Regions from separate parts of the Homo sapiens genome. Here region 1 is linked to region 2. The links are chromatin loops, found by intact Hi-C in ENCODE. Cell type or tissue: OCI-LY7. All regions are shown on one strand. Each heading gives the region's core, and the rest is flanking DNA. Links, peaks and the distances in the headings are about the cores only. Region 1 has its middle 84 kb from the start of LINC01307. Region 2 has its middle 11 kb from the start of S1PR1.

The links. Peaks named below come from ENCODE experiments on the same cell type or tissue, not always from the same donor. Only the 100,000 strongest peaks of a DNase experiment are listed, where the experiment ranks them.
Region 1: a loop joins it to region 2, with 5 times the contacts of the local background. A loop is called at or near these places in 2 of 110 quality-filtered maps.

What each region holds. Positions count from the first base shown.
Region 1 is chr1:101,406,197-101,409,124 of GRCh38, reverse strand. No RefSeq gene overlaps it. Among named protein-coding and RNA genes, the nearest start is that of LINC01307, 84 kb to the right of the region's middle. In OCI-LY7, for the core only: no CTCF peak of the experiment used is centred there; a DNase peak (open chromatin) is centred at 1,174; H3K4me3 peaks cover 938 bases; H3K27ac peaks cover 1,736 bases.
Region 2 is chr1:101,246,722-101,249,649 of GRCh38, reverse strand. No RefSeq gene overlaps it. Among named protein-coding and RNA genes, the nearest start is that of S1PR1, 11 kb to the right of the region's middle. RefSeq lists an enhancer at 1,660-1,879. In OCI-LY7, for the core only: no CTCF peak of the experiment used is centred there; a DNase peak (open chromatin) is centred at 1,559; H3K4me3 peaks cover 950 bases; H3K27ac peaks cover 2,102 bases.

The DNA of each region.
Region 1 (2,928 bases), core at 182-2,681, 160 kb before region 2:
TTAACAGTAATTATCCAAGAGTAGTGATATTATGCATAGTTCTTACATTATTTTTGCTTATTTATATTTTCTAACTTTTTTCTACAATAAACACAGAGAGTTTTAAATGAGATTTTTAAAATTATAGCTATGATTTTAAAAGAGAGAAAGAAAAATCATACAAAGGAGATTTCAGAAAAGAAGATTCCCATATTCTCCCATGTTTTCTTCTTCATGGCAGGTAATAGAACATGTTCTTACTTCTGGAAACTGCAAAGCTGGAAGGGATCTTAGAGGTGATATGGTTCCTCCTTCTCATTTTATACATGAAGGAACTCAGGTCTAAGATGCTTAGTATTGCTCCCACTCAAGGTTCACAGCAGCAGAACAAAAAGTAATTTACATTTGTTGATTCTTAATTTAATACTTTTATAATGTGGCAGAAAAAACAGCATCATAAAAGTTTAAGATTCTACAGTGTCTCCAGTTAATTCTATCCAAAAATAAAAAATTAAAATAGGAGGTTTGTTGGCCAATAACAAAAGAATGGAGGCAGCAAAGCTGGAAATATATGCCCAATCAACTTGGAGACATTGTCTTAAATTTATCGCCAATCTTCTGGGATATATTGAATGGATATACAGCTATAAGCTGCCCTCTTTAAACTAAACACTGCACTATATTCTTGCCCTTTATAACAACTTCCTCAGTGAAACCTGCCCTGTGATTATATCCTCCTCATCTGTCCCAAGAGAATAAGGCAAAAATATTATTAAAACCTTAGCTTTTTTCAGTGTCATCTCTTAAATATATCTGTTTCTGACTCATAGGCAGTATTTTCCTTTTATCTATTTCTTACTCATATGAATGAAGCTTTAAAGAAAATTTTACACTGATGCATGCCTCCAACTTGCCTCAGGTAAAATGAATGAGACAACATCTACACAGCACTTTGAGCTCCCCAGACAGGGACATCAGAAATGAGCAGTAGCCTTGCTCTTGTCAAAGATATCAACTGAGCCTGGCAAGACTCCAAACCATAGAATAACTTTCCTGACCCCTCATCTGTATCTCTCAACTAGATACAGAATTGAAAATAGGAACCAGTCATTTGGGGTAAAACATATGCCAAAATAGTTCTGCAGCGTGGGTAAGAAAAAGGGTGAGATGTGCAAAGGGGAAGCTCTCTGAAAGCAGAGAATATAATTAAGTCAACTTTCAAATTCAAATGTACTTCTTCCTTTCCCACATGTTCTAAATCAGACCTCTTTCCCATAGGGCTGCAGATGGTGCCTCTAGGGCTGGCTGTCACTGATCTCTGAAGGGTAAAACTGAACTGAAACCTACAAGCTTCACACCTGTGGGGTCAGCTTCATTAACAACTTTGACCTTTGCTCGTTTTTAAGAGCTGCCCCAACAAATATCACTGCAAACAAGGTGCACCCTGACTCTTTGGTGATATATCACCTTCTCTTTTCACCTTGACCCTTTGGTCATATATCACCTGACCCTTTGGTGATACATTACCTTCTTGGCAATCTAATTTTAAGTCTCACTTCATGTTAATCCAGGACAGGGATCTTAAGTCAGTCTTGAACTCTCTTTGTAAAACCTAAGGGAGGTTTAACTACTAATTTACTGCTTGGACCTCAATTAACATCTGTTTTTAAAAATCACTTAACATTGCCACAAAATAATAGTTCTATGCTTCTCTGACAGATTTCATCACCTCAGTTTTCCAACTTTTGACCCAACTACAGTTAAAGCATGAAAAAGACACATTGGTAAGGCCAGCTAGTGGTCACGTCACACATAAATTACCACTTTCTACTGTAGGAACTGTCTCCATCTGTAGGAAAAACCTGGAGAATCCTGTAAATAGCAGAAATATTATAACAAATCTTTGGTGAATGGAGGAAAGTGGTGGAATTAAAGGTAGAACTATCAGAAATTACTTAAAAAAAAAAAAGGACTTGTGAGGCTTGTCCACAATACTTATCCCCATTTTACACAATAAAAAACCTAGACACAAAGAGGTTAACTTGCCCAACTTATACAACTAAATTATAAAGATTCCTATAAATATATTCTCAATATGTGAAGCACATTATACACTTTATTGAAGCATTTAGTATTTAGTGATTATCATTCTAACAATGTAGGAGAATATACTTTAAGAAATACGGAGCAAAATCATTCATTTTGAGCAAGGCCTTGGGTTGGCAGTGAATCAAGATGACAGCTTTACTATTTAAGAACAGCTCTTTGAATTGTAGAAATAGTCCTTAATCACAGGACAAACTTGGCTCCATGGTGGAAAAGATTGTTTTGTTTTAATTCCAAATATCTATTAAGTACCTACTGCTAGTCCCCAGTACTGTGCTGATATGCCACAGATGTGCCCATCCCTTCTTTTTGCAAAATTTTGAAAATCTAATAAGGGTAGAGAAATAACCAACTTTTATGTTTTATTCTGCATTACAATTCAATGCAGAATCAAAAGATTTCCAAATAGAGCTACAAGCGAGCAGCATTTGGAACCCCAAGGAAGGAGCATGATGACCCAGGAAAATGTCAAGAATTGGATGTTGAACATTAGCCTTTCAGCCACAATCACAGACAGGAGCACTGTCTTCCAAAATAAAGAATAAGGTATGATTACAGGACTAAGCTGAACATAAAATTGGCCTCTAGATGGTCCTGGTGAGGTGAAAATGGCTAAAGGAACTTCATCAAGATTACCTGGAGAAAGTGGCCAGAGATACATTAAGGAGCAATACGGTTTGGTGCCCAATAGTAAAGAAGAGCATGCATATCGGACAGCCAACGGGAAAGAAAAAAGGAGGGAAGACAAACAAAAAACAACATGGCCAAAGCTTTGTTTAAATAATTTAATCAGCAGCTTCAATTTGATCCAGAGATAAAGGGGGATGAAATGAAACAATGAGA
Region 2 (2,928 bases), core at 298-2,797:
GAGAAAACCCAGATGAGTGTAGAAAGATGCCAAATAATTCTAGGAATCAAACGCTTCTCCATCTCTGAAGACCACATAAATCTCGGCACAACTCTTGTGCCTACAGTACCCCTTTAAGGAAAGAACACTGCAATCCAGATATTCTTCACGCTGGTATGAAGTTCAGCAACAATACTGGCTTGCATCAAATTTCTTAGAAAATGAACTGAGAGTAGAGGCTGGTCATGGTGGCTCATGCCTGTAATCCTAGCACTTGGGATGCCTAGGCAGGAGTATTGCTTGAGCTCAGGAGTTCGAGACCAGCCTGAAAAACATAGTGAGACCCTGTCTGTATTAAAAATAAAATAATAAAAGTTAAAAAAAAAGAACTGAGAGCAGACTCCATTTGATACAAAATCCCTTACAGATGTTTATATTATTTTAATACATTTCAATTTTCGCTAATTAGGCCCACAATTCAAAATCACTATTTTTTGAAAAAACAACATAAAACACTAAACGAGCATAGTTTTTTTAACAGAAAAATTAATACAGTGGATATATAAAGTGAGATGATGTATATTATGTATATATTATGGTGTATATTATGTATATTATATGGGCCTTTTTGCTTCTTTACAATTAGAAGGTCCAAGGCTGGGCACGGTGGCTCATGCCTGTAATCCCAGCATTTTAGGCGGCGAGGCAGGAGGATCGCTTGAAGCCAGCAGTTCAAGACCAGTCTGGACAACAAGGTGAGACCCCTGTCCCCAAAACCATCTCTACTGGAAAAAAAAAAAAAAAGTAGCCAACATGGCATGCACCTTATAGTCCCAGCTACACAGGAGACTGAGGCCAGAGGATCGCTTAGTTTGAGGCTGCAGTGAGCTAGGATCACGACACTGTACTCCAGACTGGGTGACAGAGCAAGACCCTGTCTCCTTAATAAATACATGAAAGAAAGCTCTTGTGGTTGTGTCTTCTAAATTTCTTTTTTTTTTTTTTTTTTTTGAGATGGAGTCTTGCTCTGTCGCCCAGGCTGGCGTGCAGTGGCACAATCTCGGCTCACTGCAACCTCCACCTCCCGGGTTCAAGTGATTCTCTTGCCTCAGCCTCCCAAGTAGCTGGGATTTCAGGCACATACCACCACCCCTGGCTAATTTTTGTATTTTTAGTAAAGATGAGTTTTCACCAAGTTGGTCAGGCTAGTCTCGAACCGCTGACCTCGTGATCTGCTCATCTCGGCCTCCCAAAGTGCTGGGATTACAGGTGTGAGCCACTGCACCCGGCCCTAAATTTCTTATGATTCTGCAACTCCTACTTTTATAGTATAAATAGTATATATAGTAAAAATAGGTTCCTATTATAGTATAAATATGTAGCTGGAAAAAGTGTTGATATAAAATATTCAGTCAATTGAGGCAAAGCATTTTACAGATTGAATAATCTAGGTAATTCTTTGGTACCCTAATTCACTTTGCACGTGTGAATGGGAATATGAAAATCTGTGTTTTTCTAAACGCTGCCTTGACCAGCATCTAGACAAGGAAGAGAAACCAAGAACTATTTCTGCAGGTGGCCACATGAAGCTCGCTGAAGCAGAACAGCATGTGAGAACTAACCACTATTTCTGGTACCTCAAAAGATCTGCAGAAGCTTGGTGAGAGAAGACTTTTCAGGCAGATGATAGTTAATGTCTTTACAAGTGATTTAGCACAAGTCTTCTCTTATTATAGAACATAACTTTACTGGTGACCTGAATTTGTTTTTCTCTGAAGTGTCTAGACAGGAGCAAGAGAAACTCTGAAATTAGAAATAAATATACTCTCCTTTGTACAAAACACTGAAGCTACTCATCCTCCCACCAGCAGACATTATGCTTTGAGGGGTAGATCTGGTAATGGCGAGCAGGTATCTGAGCTATTGGCATTCTCAAGAGACTTCCTGATAGAAATGGCACACAAATGTGAGCAGGTCAACTTGGATTCAGTAGAGCTGGTGTATAAGATGAGTGCAGAGTTCTTGGGCTGCACAAGGAGTTATCCCCAGCTCCCTGGCCTCAAGCAATCACTGAACATACAGCACACAAACGACCTACCTAGGCTGCTCTCTCAAGTCCTCTACATGACTTTCAATGGCTCACTAGTAGATAAGTCTGCTTATCCTCTTGAGTTGTGAATTTTTCTCTCCTTTCCTTTTCATCCAAGTTGAATAAGGACACCACCTATGACTTATTCAAACGTACACTTCATCTGCACATTATAAACCAAGCAGCTCCACCTAGCACAGTTCACAATAGGGATCTAGGAAGAAAAACACAAACTAAGGAGAGATAGAAACTGAAGACAATGTTGAATGCTTTTATTTTACGGAGTTGCTTCTTGATCACATGGGGACTAGATGCTGAAAAATAGAATACAAATACTGATATTTACAACACCACCCAATAACACAAGGAACTTCTCTCCATTCCAAATATGAGTTTATTCTTCATTATTTAATTTTAAGTAATTTAGAGATATAAATTAAATAAAAGCCAATGATGAAAAGCTGCCAATATTAATTGTATTTGTTAAATGAAATTATTTTAGACTGCTAAAGAACTCAATATATTAGAGGAAGTGTACAACAATGAACAAACTCATGGGAAAAAAAGAACTGTTTCTTGGCTGGGTGCCGTGATGCACGTCTATAATCCCAGCACTTTGAGAGGCCGAGGCAGGTGGGTCGCTTGAGCCCAGGAGTTCGAGACCAGCCTGGCCAACGTGGTGAAACCCCGTCTCTACTAAAAACAGAAAAATTAGCCTGGCGTAGTGGCACACGCCTGTAATCTCAGCTACTCATGAGGCTGAGGCAGGAAAATCGCTTGAACCTGAGAGGCAGAAGTTGCAGTGAGCCGAGATCGCATCACTGCACTCCAGCCTGAGCGACAGAGTGAGACTCCGTCTC